Linked DNA regions of Homo sapiens: region 1 is linked to region 2. Evidence: read pairs that join two places in POLR2A ChIA-PET (ENCODE). Cell type or tissue: Panc1. All regions are shown on one strand. Links, peaks and the distances in the headings refer to the core of each region. The heading gives the core; the rest is flanking DNA. Region 1 overlaps EMILIN2 (elastin microfibril interfacer 2). Region 2 overlaps LPIN2 (lipin 2).

The links. ChIA-PET counts read pairs that join two places held together with the same protein. Peaks named below come from ENCODE experiments on the same cell type or tissue, not always from the same donor. Only the 100,000 strongest peaks of a DNase experiment are listed, where the experiment ranks them.
Region 1: POLR2A ChIA-PET joins it to region 2 with 6 read pairs; 3 of 35 experiments call an interaction of 5 or more read pairs at or near these places.

Annotation. Positions count from the first base shown.
Region 1 is chr18:2,869,965-2,877,165 of GRCh38, forward strand. All of the region lies in intron 2 of EMILIN2 (elastin microfibril interfacer 2), which reads left to right. Among named protein-coding and RNA genes, the nearest start is that of EMILIN2, 27 kb to the left of the region's middle. In Panc1, for the core only: no CTCF peak of the experiment used is centred there; no DNase peak of the experiment used is centred there.
Region 2 is chr18:2,988,349-2,995,549 of GRCh38, forward strand. All of the region lies in intron 1 of LPIN2 (lipin 2), which reads right to left. It also overlaps the pseudogene SNRPCP4. Among named protein-coding and RNA genes, the nearest start is that of LPIN2, 21 kb to the right of the region's middle. In Panc1, for the core only: no CTCF peak of the experiment used is centred there; no DNase peak of the experiment used is centred there; H3K27ac peaks cover 97 bases.

The sequences.
Region 1 (7,201 bases), core at 1,697-4,196, 120 kb before region 2:
GGCATGGTGGCTCACACCTGTAACACGACACTTTGGGAGGCTGAGGCAGGTGGATCACTTGGGCTCAGGTGTTAGAGACCAGCCTGGGCAACATGGCAAAACCCAGTCTCTACCAAAAATACAAAAATTAGCTGGGCGTGGTGGTGCACGCCTGTGGTCCCAGCTACTCAGGAGGCTGAGGTGGGAGGATCGCTTGGGCTGGGGAGGTTGAGGCTACAGTGAACTATGATTGTGCCACTGCACTCCAGCCTACGTGACAGACCCTGTCTCAAAAGAAATAAGTAAATAAAAATAAAAACATAATGAAGTAAAAAACATTTCACATTTATAGCCCTGGAAAATGTTGGATTAAGGATTCATAATTAGCATAAGCCATTTTGAATTGTCAGAAAGCTCAACAGGCTTGAAAGAAGACTTATTATTTGAAGACTATTTGTTTCATTAAACAAATATTTTTGTTCAAAGCCTACATGTGGCCCAGAACTAGTTTCTACAGTGATACAGTAAGGATCTTTCTGTTGGCTTCTGGAAGTGCACATCTAGCAAGTGAATTGAAAGATAAACATAAATAATTACGACATAAAAGGTGGGAATGAGAATTGTAGTAAGAGAAACACAACGTGCTGGGGTGTTCAGAGGTAGAAGAAAGTTATTTCCAGCCAGGAGGAATCCGAGAACTTGTTTGCAAGTGGTGACGTCTTATGGCTTTGAAGGAAGCTTCTAGTTGAATATATGCAGATGTGAGAGAAGGCCAAGGTCAGCGTAAGCCAAGACACACGAGCAGGGACCTGGAGGTGGGTGTCCACAGGGGGTCGTAGATCAAGACATCAGCAGGGTTGGTTCTCCTGAGGGCTTCGAGGGAAGGATCTGTTCCAGGCCTCTCTCCATGGCTTGTAGATGTCCGTCTTCTCCCTGTGTCTCTTCACATAATCTTCCCTTCTGTGTGTGTCTGTCTCTGTCTCCAAATTCCCCCACCACCCTTTTTTTCTTTAGCTACCTGTTAACTAAATTTTCCCTGGTTTCTAAGGACACTAGACCTATTGGATCAGTACCCACTCTAATGACTTTGTTTTAACTTGTTTTAACTTGATCACCTCTGTAAAGACCCTATCTCCAAATAAAGTCACATTTTCCGGTACTGGGGGTTGGGACTCCAAAATATCTTTCTGGGGGGCACACAATTCAGTCCAGAACACTGTGGTTGGGAGTGTGGGCTTTCTTATCCATGCAGAGGAGGGTCATGAATGCTTTCATTGGGGACATCATCAAATTTGGGCTTTTCCCCCCTTTTTGTGGAGGATGGGGTCTTGCTATGTTGCCCAGCCTGGCCTCGAACTCCTGGGCTCAAGTGATCCTCCTGCCTCTGCCTCCCTAAGTATTGTGATTACAGGCGTGAGCCACCACACCTGGCAGGGACATCATCAGAGCTGTGCTTTCAAATGCTACCCAGCTGTGTGTGCAAAACGTACTTGGGTTGGGGGACCATGTGGGGTGAGGGGCACAGGAGGGACTCACTCAGGAGACTGGCAGTCCGTGCCAGAATGGAGGGGGATGCCCAGCTGGCAGTGGAGGGTGTGAGCATTGGGCCTGGGACCGCAGTTCCTCCTGCTCCACAGGTTCTGAGGACGTGGAGATTTGGCACTGAGCGGGGATCTGTGTGCTCCTCTGTTGAGGGTATTGCTAGAAAGGACCACGTGTTGCAAAAGAAGTTGAATTAGTTCATGGCCTGTCATTTGGAGGTTATGGCAGGATTGCTTTTATCTGAGAGACATTCAGGACCTCATTATTCATCACCTGATTGTCGGAAATTAACTATAACCCTTCATGTGGGCAATGGAGTCCATTATTACGGAGGTAATCCAAGTTTTTAGTTTTATTGCAAATGTTTGCCTTATGGTAAATAAATACATTGTATATAATTTTCATTTCTGTAAAGCTTTATTGTTTCAAAGCTTTTTCCTTTTTTATCCTTTCAATGTCTGGGGGGCAAAAGAGGAGCAAATGTTATAAATCTTAGTTGATATTTGAGGTAACTGAGGATTAGAGCAGGGTTGGGTCTTGTCTGATGTAACTGATCTTTGGCCAAGCTGGGACTAGTGCACCTCAGTTGTTATGGATGATAGAGATAAGTTTATTGTTCATATAGTTTCCATATCAGTATAATTGCTTCATATTGAATACTGACGGCTCAAGAAAGGCCGTGGTGCCTGGGTACCACCTGGTAGGCATCCAAAGGATGCTGCTGTTGCTCAATGAATGGATGAAAAAGCATGTGTTTTTAGCTTGTCTTTCCTTCTACTAAGAATCACGTGATCTGGGTTGGGTTTTCAATTTTCAGTCATGGAGACTATAAATTTGAACAACTGTCCATGGCTTGTATTTTTTAAATGGAATTGTGAGAGATATAGTCTTTGAAATTGGTTTTTTTAAAATAAAAAATTCATATGGGGTCCCACCATGTTGCCCAGGCTGGCCTCGAACCCTTATGCTCAAGCGAGCCTCCTGCCTCGGCCTCCCACAGTGCTGGGATTACAGCCATGAGCCACCATGCCTGGACTGAAAATGGTTTTTAATACTCGATGAAAAAGCAGTAGCTTGCAGCTAAAATGATGTGATACAGTAGGTTCTAGTTAAATCAACCAAAGTAATGATGTAAATTGTAATGTAGATTACTTACTTGGCAATCTCAGTGTGACCTTTACATGTTTTTTGCTAAGCTGTAAGTGACTCTCTGATCTATGACACAGCTTTCAAATTGCGAGGGTTCATGTCACGCCACTATAGAGAAGAGTTTGGTGTTACCAAGAGGATACAGTGACCAAAGATATAACTGTTGTTTGAAAAAGGTGAATACTAAACACATAGGGAATTATTTTAATATTAATTGTGTGGCTTCTTTGAGAATACCATGTCTGGTTTTATATTTTATTTGCAAAAATTGATTGAGGCAAAGTGAAGTCTTTTTGAGTCGTGGGCTAGCTTATGCCCATGTTTATTATTAAGAGGACAAGAAACACTGCTTAACCCACAGATCTTAAGTGTTTTATTTAAATAAAACAACAAAATAATGCAGATTATGTGATTTAAAAAAAAAAAACAAAACCAAAAACTTAATTTTAAAGAAATGGGAAGCAAGCCACCTATATTTAACACTTACAGGCCGGGGCCGGGCATGGTGGCTCATGCCTATAATGCTAGCACTTTGGGAGGCCGAGGCAGGTGGATCACCTGAGGTCAGGAGTTCAAGACCAGCCTGGCCAACATGGCGAAACCCCATCTCTACTAAAAATACAAAATTACCCAGACATGGTGGCACATGCCTGTAATCCCGGCTACTCAGGAGGTTGAGGTAGGAGAATCACTTGAACCCAGGAGGCAGAGATTGCAGTGAGCCAAGATTGTACCACTGCACTCCAGCCTGGGTGACAGAGTAAGATTCCGTCTCAACAAAATAAATAAATAGCTGGGCGCGGTAGCTCACGCCTATAATCCCAGCACTTTGGGAGGCCGAGGCGGGTGGATCACGAGGTCAGGAGATCGAGACCATCCTGGCTAACACGGTGAAACCCCATCTCTACTAAAAATACAAAAAATTAGCCGGGCGTGGTGGCGGGCGCCTGTAGTCCCAGCTACTCGGGAGGCTGAGGCAGGAGAATGGCGTGAACCCGGGAGGCGGAGCTTGCAGTGAGCCAAGATCGCGTCACTGCACTCCAGCCTGGGCGACAGAGCAAGACTCCATCTCAAAATAAATAAATAAATAAATAAAAATTTAAAAAATGGAAAAAATCGTGAACAGATGTCAGTTGGGTTCCTCTTCACCCCAAAAGTCTATATATGTGTCTCATTCCTCTTGAAGTACAGGAGTTGTAGCAGCCCCAAATCTTCCCTGTAGACGGGCAATTCCCAAGGCTTAGTGTCCTGCGGCCTCCTAAGTTCTGCGCTAGCTCTCTGAACCACTCTGGGTTGGCCGTGGTATCAAACCTTATACCCTCAAGTTCTCCAATAGAAGTACAGTCCCACAAGCCTGCATAAGCTGTGAGGACTTTACTGATGACTGTCAAAACACAAATGACTTAAAGGACATCATAGTTGTCACCAACCTTAAAAGTCCGTTGGCCACCCTGATTTGTCCTGGAGAAAAGCTCCTCTTTCCTTCTTACCCCCGCATGGCCACCTCCTCCATCACCGCTCCCGTTTAAGAGCAAATAAACACATTCATGTTGTATAATAGTATGTATTAGTAGTTGATTACTTCTTGTTGTTGTTTTTTTTAAGAGACAGTGTCTCATTATATTGCCCAGGCTGGTCTCAAACTCCTGGGCTTAAGTAATCCTTCCTCCTTAGCCTCCTGAGTGGCTAGGACTCCAGGTGTGCACCACTGCACCCAGCTGTAGTTGATTACTTTTTGTTGTTGGATAGATTCCTGTGTGTGTGTGTGTACCATCATTTGCTGAAGACATGCGGTGACATACAGAATGGGGAAAATAACTTTGCATCAGTTCTTCTCTTTATCTCGCTAAGCAGCCCCCTCCCCTCCTTGGTGCTGTCCATCCCTCCAGGCCTGGAGGTGGGTTGGGCTCTGGCACTTTTTTCCAGAAACACCATGCCCCTTCTGAGCAGAGTACAGGCGAATGAAAACATCTGCACCTCACTATGTGAAGTGTGAATTTCAAAAACATAGTAATACTGTGTTAGCCTGGACTATGGAAGAAATTTGAAACTAGGTTATAATGTTTGGGTCCTTTTCCTTCCATATGGTCATAAATTAGAACAGAAATATAAGTGTTCCTGTGTTTTCAAATCTAGATTTTTTAAAAACGAGAAGAAATTTTCCGAAAGGAAGAAACTATGTTTAAATCTGCAAAGAAACTCTTAATGTCTCCAGATTTTCGATGCTTCTGAGTGACTGGCACCGTTTACAGGCGTGGCCTGTTTAAGAGCTTGTCAGCATCTGTGGCCTTCACCCAAAGGTCTGAAATTGATTCCAAGTGGGATGTCACGGCCACTTCTCTTGATGTACAGGATCTAAAAGCAACACTGAGAACAGTGGATGGGCAGCTACATGCTGAAGTGTGGCTGGAGGATGTGGCACCTGGGAAGAGAAAGCACAGGGTGACCAAAGTCCTTGAAGAGGGAGGGGTGCCGGTGCTGCAAACCAGTGAAAGCCCAGGTCAAGGGAAGAGCAGGAGAAAGGATGTCAGTCATTCTTGTGACTTTTGTAGGAGAACTTGGGCCATTAAAAAAGAAAGGAAGTAATCAAAATAGAGTTGTTCAGCAGCTCTGAATAGAAAGGGTTGGATCACAAGTCCACGGAGGGAGGGTCGCTTCATGGTGAGCACCACGCTCATGGCTCAGGCCAGCAGATGTTCTCATGGCCGTGCCGTGGGAACACTCGGGGAGCTGATGAGGGAGGGATCGTGAGACCAGTGTTCTGTGATTCTGCCTCCAGGAATGAGGAAACATGATGTCTGTTTCAGAATGGGATAGTATAGAATGTATTTGGCTGAAACAGCCTGCAGCAGCAATGGCCCTCCCCAAAATAATTCTTTAGGAGGGTGTGTGGGCCTCCATCAAGTCTTCGATGGTTCAGCCATGCCAGTTAGCTAAGGCTCGTGGGATGCCCCACACTCACTCCCCACCTCCCCACGCTTAGGGCAGTGCCTTGAGTTTTGTGATGCGTCTCCCACAGTGGAAGGCATGCATGAGCTATATTTCAAGGGGTTGGGCGCAGCCTGCAGTTGGAGATGATGTCATTTTTAGCCATGTGAGTTTGCTCAGAAGGAAGGTACGGCTCTCCTAGCAAATCTAAGAATAACAACTTCACTGTCTGCTGCAGCCAAGTTGGGACCAAGCCTCGCAGCAGAGCTGCTGTGGTTTTCTTTCATCACCTTTCTTTTGGACTGTAGAATAGTTCTGTCTTTTGGGATATGAGGGGTGATAAATTGTGGGGAAAACTTCTATTCATTACCCTATATGATCAGGGCAAAAATACTGAGAAGTGAAAAGGATTTTAGATTTTTTTTTTTTTTTTTTTTGAGATGGAGTCTCGCTCTGTCACCCAGGCTGGAGTGCAGTGGCGCGATCTTAGCTCACTGCAACCTCTGCCTCCTGGGTTCAAGCGATTCTCCTGCCTCAGCCTCCTGAGAAGCTGAGACAACAGGCGCGTGCCACCACACCCAGCTAATTTTTTGTATTTTTAGTAGAGACGGGGTTTCACAATGTTAGCCAGGATGGTCTCGATCTCTTGACCTCGTGATCCACCCGCCTCGGCCTCCCAAAGTGCTGGGATTACAGACATGAGCCAACGCGCCCGGCCAGGGTTTTAGATTTTAAAAGCTAGCTTGTTACTCTATGTGATAAGGAAATTAATTCAAGAGGAAATGGAAAAATAAGCAGCTTACAATTGTGATTTCTCCAGCAGATATATCTTTTGTACTGGGAAACAGTCTCCTGTAGAATATTTTCATTTTGAACACACTGCATTGGTCTTAGATCTGTTATTTTAAAAATACGTACAAAGCACCAGGCGCGGTGGCTCACGCCTGTAATCCCAGCACTTTGGGAGGCCGAGGTGGGTGGATCACAAGGTCAGGAGATCGAGACCATCCTGGCTAACACGGTGAAACCCCGTCTCTACTAAAAATACAAAAAATTAGCCGGGTGTGGTGGCGGGCGCCTGTAGTCCCAGCTACTCGGGAGGCTGAGGCAGGAGAATGGCGTGAACCCGGGAGGCGGAGCTTGCAGTGAGCCAAGATAGTGCCACTGCACTCCAGCCTGGGAGACAGAGTGAGACTCTGTCTCAAAAAATATATAGATATATGTACAAAGCTACATTGTAATCTGATTTTTATCAGGGCTCTTCAACCTTTTAGATTCACTGGATACATTTTGTGTTTCAGAAATATATTTGCCCGAGCATTCTGGCTTTTAGAATTTAGATGAATTTTCCTAAAAGGCCAAGTGAAATATTTCACATTTCTTTGCTTTCATGTTATTAATTTCTCCATGTAGAGATCTGATTAAAATATGTGATGTAGCAGAAAGAGATAAGATGAAAATTCTGATTTTGGCATTTGATGTGCTTTAAGCTGCAAGAAGGTCCTTTGGTTCCTTGACTTTATCTGGAGTGGGAGACTGTTTCAGACTGTGGAATGTTTGCATTGGAAGGGATCTCCGGGGTCAGAGTGCACCTCCTAACATG
Region 2 (7,201 bases), core at 3,145-5,644:
TTTAGAAATTCTAATGCTATACTTAAGTGTTATGAAGAATTTTATTTAATTGGTGAAATTTAAATTAAAATGAAAGTAACTGAATTCTTAAATTATTACACTCAGTGAATCTGCCTACTTCAATCTAAAGCTTGACTGAGATGTGTAAGAAAAAGAGAAAACCTGAAACACTGATACTCAGCTTTATATGTAAGTTATATTCTACACATACAGATGAATCCAATTCCAGATGGTGACGGTAATTGCAATCTCCAGTGAGGGTAAAGCCTCAATGCACTAAGTAGTAAAAGAAAAGGGGAAAAGTTAGTCAGCTTTGCTACTCTTTCAAGTTAAATGCTGGTAATGTCTAAGATTTAACCTTGTAATGTCAAGACACAGATAGGATTCAAAAAGCAAAGAGGCATCTGAAAGTTGCAACATGAGAAGAAATGCTCCCTCTTCTAAGGATAAAGCACCATTGAAACAGAACAAGTGTGACATTTCATTTTATTTTTCTTCCAGACTCAACATACTTTAATATAAAAAAGCTCTCTCAGGAACAGGGCATTTAGTTTGTGTAAAAATCTTCAGCCTTTGCAACAAATTAATTGTATTCAATTTGAAAAAGTATACTTCAAGTACAACATAGGTATTTATATTGAAATCATAGAAGAAAACACAATCCTGGCAGCCAAGCACTATTTATTTAGTATTTACTCTAAGCCATACCCTGGAATTAATCCTTTGCATATATTATCTCTGATCTACACAATTCTCATGAAAGACAGATTTGCTTTATCCCTATATTTTACAGATGAAGAAATGGAGGTTTAGAGAGAGGTTATGTTAAATATCCAAGGACAAACCAGCTAGAGCTCAAGATGTCTTCCACAGTACCTTCTTAGACTCATTATTTAAGCTGAAATTCAGATTTACTATGCTAAGTATTTCTAAAATCTCAAACATTATGCAATGCATCTAAAAGAAAAAAAATGCCTAGGAATAAATTTAACCAAGGAGGTGAAAGCTTGTACAAATAAAATTGCAAAAATCACTGAAAAAAAAAATTAAAGATAACCTCAGTAAATAGAAAGACATCCGTGTTCGTGAATAGGAAGACTCAATATTGTTAAGATGCCAATATTACCTAAAGCGATCTTCAAATTCAAGGCAATCCCTATCAAAATTCCAAAAGCCTCAAATTCATATGGAGTTACAAGGGGCCCTGACTAGCCAAAATAATACTGAAAAAGAGCTAAGTTGGAAGACTTCCATTTCTTGATTTCAAAACTTTCAAAGTTACAGTAATCAGGCTGGGTGCAGTAGCTGACGCCTGTAATCCCATCACTTTGGGAGGCCAATGCGGGCAGAACACTTGAGGTCAGGAGTTCGAGACCAGCTTGGCCAACACAGTGAAACCCCGCCTCTACAAAAAATACAGAAATTAGGCAGGTGTGTGGCAGGCTCCTGTGGTCCCAGCCACTCGGGAGGCTGAGGCAGGAGAATCACTTGAACCCAGGAGGTGGAAGCTGCAGTGAGCTGAGATTGCACCACTGCACTCCAGCCTGGGTGACAGAGTGAGACTCTGTCTCAAAAAAAAAAAAAAAAATTACAGTAATCAAAACATTGTAGTACTGGCATAAAACAGACATACAGACCAATGGAATAGACTTGAGAGTCCAGAAATAAACCCAAACATTTATGGCCAATTGATATTTGACAAGAGTACCAAATCCACTGCATGGCGGAAGGAATAGTCTCAACGGATGGTGCTGACACAACTAAGTTTCTATATGCAAAAGAATGAAGTTGGAACCCTACTTTACACCATATTAAAAAATTAACTCAAAATGGATTAATGACCTAAAACCATAAAACTCTTAGAAGAAAACATAGGGTAAATCTTCATGATCTTGGATTTGGCAAATGATTCTCAGATATAACACCAAAAGCATGAGTAACAAAAACTAGATAAATTGGATTTCACTAAAAGTACTTTTTTTTGTATCAAAGGACATGATCAAGAAAAAGAATCATACAGAATGTAAGAAAATATTTGCAAATTGGGGAGTTTAACTCTAGAATATATTTAAAAATTCCTACAACAACTAAAAGACAAATGATTCAATTAAAATATGGGCAAAGGATCTAGATAAACCCTTCTTCAAAGAAGATATACAAAATGGCAAATAAATACTTGAAAAGATGCTCAACATCATTAACCATCCGGGAAAGGCAAATCAAAACCACAATGAGATACCAATTCATACCCACTACGATGGCTATAGTTTCTGTTAAAAAGGAAGAGAGTGGCCAATGGCCGTGACTACTGCAACACACACCTCATCCATGACTCTCCATTTATGAGAAAGACATATTGCAGTGGTAGGAAACAGAGACAGAATGTCAAAGATTACTATTAGAAATGGATGGAAGAACAGGCTCAGAGCCTGACTGACAAAATAAGGGTTGCACTTCAACAAGGAAAGATACTTCCTACTTCAATCTCTGTTCCCCGCCGGCAGGGACAATGATACTACCTCCCTCCAGTCTTCTGGGTCCTCCTCATCCTGGTATGATGCCAGCACCCCACACGGGGCCCTCCTCCTGGGATGATGCCAGTGGGACCTGCTCCTGGAATGAGGCTGCCCATGGGAGGCCACATGCCAATGATGCCTGGGCCCCCAATGATGAGACCTCTTGCTTGTCCCATGATGGTGCCCACTTGGCCCAGAATGACTCGAGCAGACAGAAAGGATAGAGGGGAGGCCTCCCTATATCAGTTTTATATTGCTTGCTCTGCTTCACCAGGAGATCACAATGCTGTGACTCTGGGTGTTTTCTTATCAGTCTGATACAGAAAAGGTGCTCCCCCTTCCTATTAAAGAAAGAATCATTTTGGAGTGGAGAAGTGGGACAAAAAAAGTGCAGTTTTTATCTATATTGTGAAATATGAAAATAAAATTGTCAACTTTTTTTAAAAAAGGAAAATATATGTTAGAAAGAAAACTGGAGAAACTGAAACACTTGTGCACTGTTGGTGAGAATGTCAAATGGTGTAACCACTGTAGAAAACAAGTTTGGTCGTTTCTCAAAAGCTAAATATGGAATTACCAGGCTCGGCACAGTGGCTCACACTGGGGCGGACTAAGGTGGGAGGATCATGTGAGCCCAGGAGTTAGAGACCAGTGTAGGCAACATAGTGAGACCCTGTTTCTACAAAACATAAACAAAATGAGCCAGGTGTGGTGTTGTACACCTATAATCACAGCTCCTGAGAAGGCTGAGGTGGGAGGACTGCTTGAGCCTAAGAGGTCGAGGCTGCAGTGAGCCGAGACCATGTCACTACACTCCAACCTGAGCACCAGAATGAGGGCCTGTCTCAAAAAATAATAATAATAAGGCCGGGCACAGTGGCTCACGCCTATAATCTCAGCACTTTGGGAGGGGGAGGTGGGTGGATCATGAGGTCAGGAATTCAAGATCAGCCTGGCCAAGATGGCGAAACCCCATCTCTACTAAAAATACAAAAATTAGCTGGGCGTGGTGGCGTGCACCTGTAATCCCAGCTACTTGGGAGGCTGAGGTAGAGAACTGCCGAACACAGGAGGCAGAGGTTGCAGTGAGCTGAGATAGCGCCACTGCACTCTAGCCTGGGCGACAGAGTGAGACTCCATCTCAAAAAAAAAAAAAAGTATAATACAATAAAAAATAAATATAGAATTGCCATATAATCCAGCAATTTCACTCCCAGGTACATACACAAAAGAACTGAAAACAGACATTTGTATACCAGTGTTCACGGCAGCATTATTCACAACAGCCAAAATGTGGAAACAACACAACTGTCCATCAACAGATGGAGAAACAAAATGTGTTATATTCATACAATGGAATATCATTCAGTCATGAAAACAAGTGAAGTTCTGATACATGCCACAACATGGACGAACCCTGAAAACATGCTAAAGGAAATAAGCCTGACACAAAAGGACAAATGTCATATGATTCCAATTATGTGAAATATCTAGAATAGGCAAATTCATAAATAAAAGGTAGATTAGAGGTTACCAGGTGGAGGAAATGGAGAGTTATTGCTTAATGGTTACAGAGTTTAGAGTCATGAAAAATTTTGGAAATAGCAGTGATGGTTGTACAACATAGTAAATGGTAGTTAATACCATGAAATCATACATTCAAAAATGGTTGAATCTTACTACAATTAGAAAATTATGCAATGGGGCCAGGCACAGTGGCTCACACCTGTAATCCCAACACTTTGGGAGGCCAAGGTGGGCAGATCTTGAGTTCCAGGAGTTCAAGACCAGCCTGGGCAATACAGTAGTGAGATCTCATCTCTATAAAAAATCTTTAGGCCGGGTGCGGTGGCTCATGCCTGTAATCCCAGCACTTTGGGAGGTCGAGGCGGGCAGATCATGAGGTCAGGAGATGGAGACCGTCCTGGCTAACACAGTGAAACCATGTCTCTACTAAAAATACAAAAAAAAATTAGCCAGGCCTGGTGGCGGGCGCCTGTAGTCCCAGCTACTCGGGAGGCTGAGGCAGGAGAATGGCGTGAACCTGGAAGGCGGAGCTTGCAGTGAGCTGAGATAGCACCACTGCACTCCAGCCAGTGAGACCCGTCTCAAAAAAAAAAAAAAAAAAAAATTTAAATATTAGCCAGGTGTGGTGGTGTACATCTGTAGTACTCAGAGGCTGAGGTGGGAGGATGGCTTGAGCTCAGGAGCTTGAGTGTGCAGTAAGCCATGATTGCACCACTGCGCTCCAGCCTGGGAAACAGAGCGAGACCCTGACGGAGGAAGAAAAAAGAAAGAAGAAAGGAAGAAGGAAAAAAGAAGAAAGGAGAAAGGAACAAAGAAGAAAGAAGAAGAAAGAAGAAAGAAAAAAGGTAGGAGAAGAAAAATAGGAATTAAAATTATGCAATAAAACTCTAATTGAAATGTAAAGCAATGTCAATACAGTCCATAGTTTAAAATGAGAATATATTTGTTCTTGGCTATAAATATCATCTTCTATTCCTATACTGTTACAAACTTCCTAGGTTATTTGAACAACTCACTGAATATCATTAACCCTCAATTTCCTCACCCAAAAAGTGAATTTCTAGATAATTTCTATGTATCCTTCTAGGTAAAACAATCTGACATTTCGAAAACTATGGCTTTCTGAGCATTCAACTCTACTAAGTAGAAAGCAAAGTATTTCCCACAACTTAGTTTTTACCACGAGCTTGGTGATTCCACAGCAATAACTTCAACAAAAAGTTAACGTGTAACTTTCATTTTATGTATACCTACACACAACAGAGAGCTTCTTCCTTCAGTCAAAAATTACACTGGACCACAACAAATCCACTTCTGATCTCAACACAAATTCCTAATCTTAGCTTCTAAACATCTAGAAGTAACCCTAGAGAATATATATAGCCCATGAGTAGTTTGTGCCATTCTCATTTCTGAGAACCCAACTAAGCTTTGCAATATACCCTCTTTACAGAAAACATGCAAACCAGCAGCATACATGTATACCGACACAACCATACACAGATTTGTGCTCTGAGGATCCGATGGAACCCCTCTATGGTTAGTCTGCAGACCCCAAGTAAAAAACCTCTGGTTCTAAACCACACTGCTATTTGAAAGATGAGAGCATACAGGTATTGAAAAAGTCAATTACTTCCCAGCCAAAGTAGTTAAAACATGCTCAATCTAGCCTTACACCACACAGTAACAGCCCTTAAAATGAAGCAGTACAGACTGTACATAAATGTACGCCTATCATTCAAGAACTTGCCCAGTGCCTGTAATATCTCAGGTACCAATACTGCCTTTAGTCCTGGGTCCTGCACTTTAGAAGGCTCTGTGTATCATAAACCCAAAATACAAAGGCAGTAAGTGTTTTTCTTCTTCATTTCAGACCTCTAGGAAAGTTTTTTGAAGACAATTTAGCTAAAGGAACAGGTGGTTATCACAAGCCAAGCTGCCCCAGACCTGTGCCCTGGTCAGTGTAGATGTGTGCAGCAGACCTATGGTCAGGCTCCCTAGGGCAGCTGGCAAAGGACAAGGCTTCTGCAGGGCCACTGGTGGCCATGGAGGCCGGGCCATGGGGGTGGTGACTGGATTTATAGCTTTAAAAAAATTTTTTAATGATATATCATAGTTGGGGAGGACATATAATAATATTTTATACATGTATACAATGTGTAATGCTCAAATCAGGGTAAATGGGATATCCATCCCCTCGAACATTTATCTTTTCTTTGGATTTACAGCTTTTAATAGTTTAGATACAGGTTTTCTCAGCCTATTGACATTTTTGGTCAGATAATTCTTTGCTTGGGAGGTGAGGAGTGTAGCAGCCCTGGCCTCCAACCACCAGATGCCAGTAGCACCCTCCCCAGTGGTGACAGCCAAAAAAATGTCTCCGGTTATTTCTGAATGTCCCCGGCGGCGGGTGGGGGCGGTGTGTGGGCAAAATTGTCTGCAGCTGAGAACCACTGGTTTAAACAGATGGTATATGGCCCTGTATTGATAAGCCTGTTCTGACTGGGTCCCCACAAACATGTTAGGGGTGGGCCGGCAAGCACATGACTTGGCTGAATTTAGACAGGGAGTTTTATACCACAGCTCTCCCACTTGATACAGACCTCCAGGATGGAACCTTCTTCAGTTTCAGGTCAACCTAAGCTTCACAGGCCCCCTTCATATAGCAGGGTTCAGAGCACCTGTCAGGTAGGACTGCTGTGAGGATCCCATGAGGTGGTGCCTGGAAACCACCAGCTGCTTAATAAATGCTAGTTTTCTTTTTTCTTCTCATTAAAAAAGAACTATGAACTGAATAGTTCCAAGACCTATGCCACAGTAAGTGCTTAGCAGATGACTGTTAGGATAGGATTCTAGCCATCAAGGAGCTATTTAATAATGAGGGACACTGGAAAGGAAAACAAATGACTTTCTAAATCTAAATGCTTCAATCATCAGCTCTTTGCATGTTTTAACTTCCCAAACCATTTCCCTATGCCTTAAGACTCATCCAACTGAACCCCACTCTTCAGCCTATTTGTCCCCAGTGTCTTCTCTTCTTCCAAGTTTTGGTGTAAAACTGTTTAGTCACATCTACACTCTAGTATGAATATTGTCTTTTAAATCAATCACCTCTGAAGGCTACAATAAATTAATTCCACTGATACACCACTGTGTAA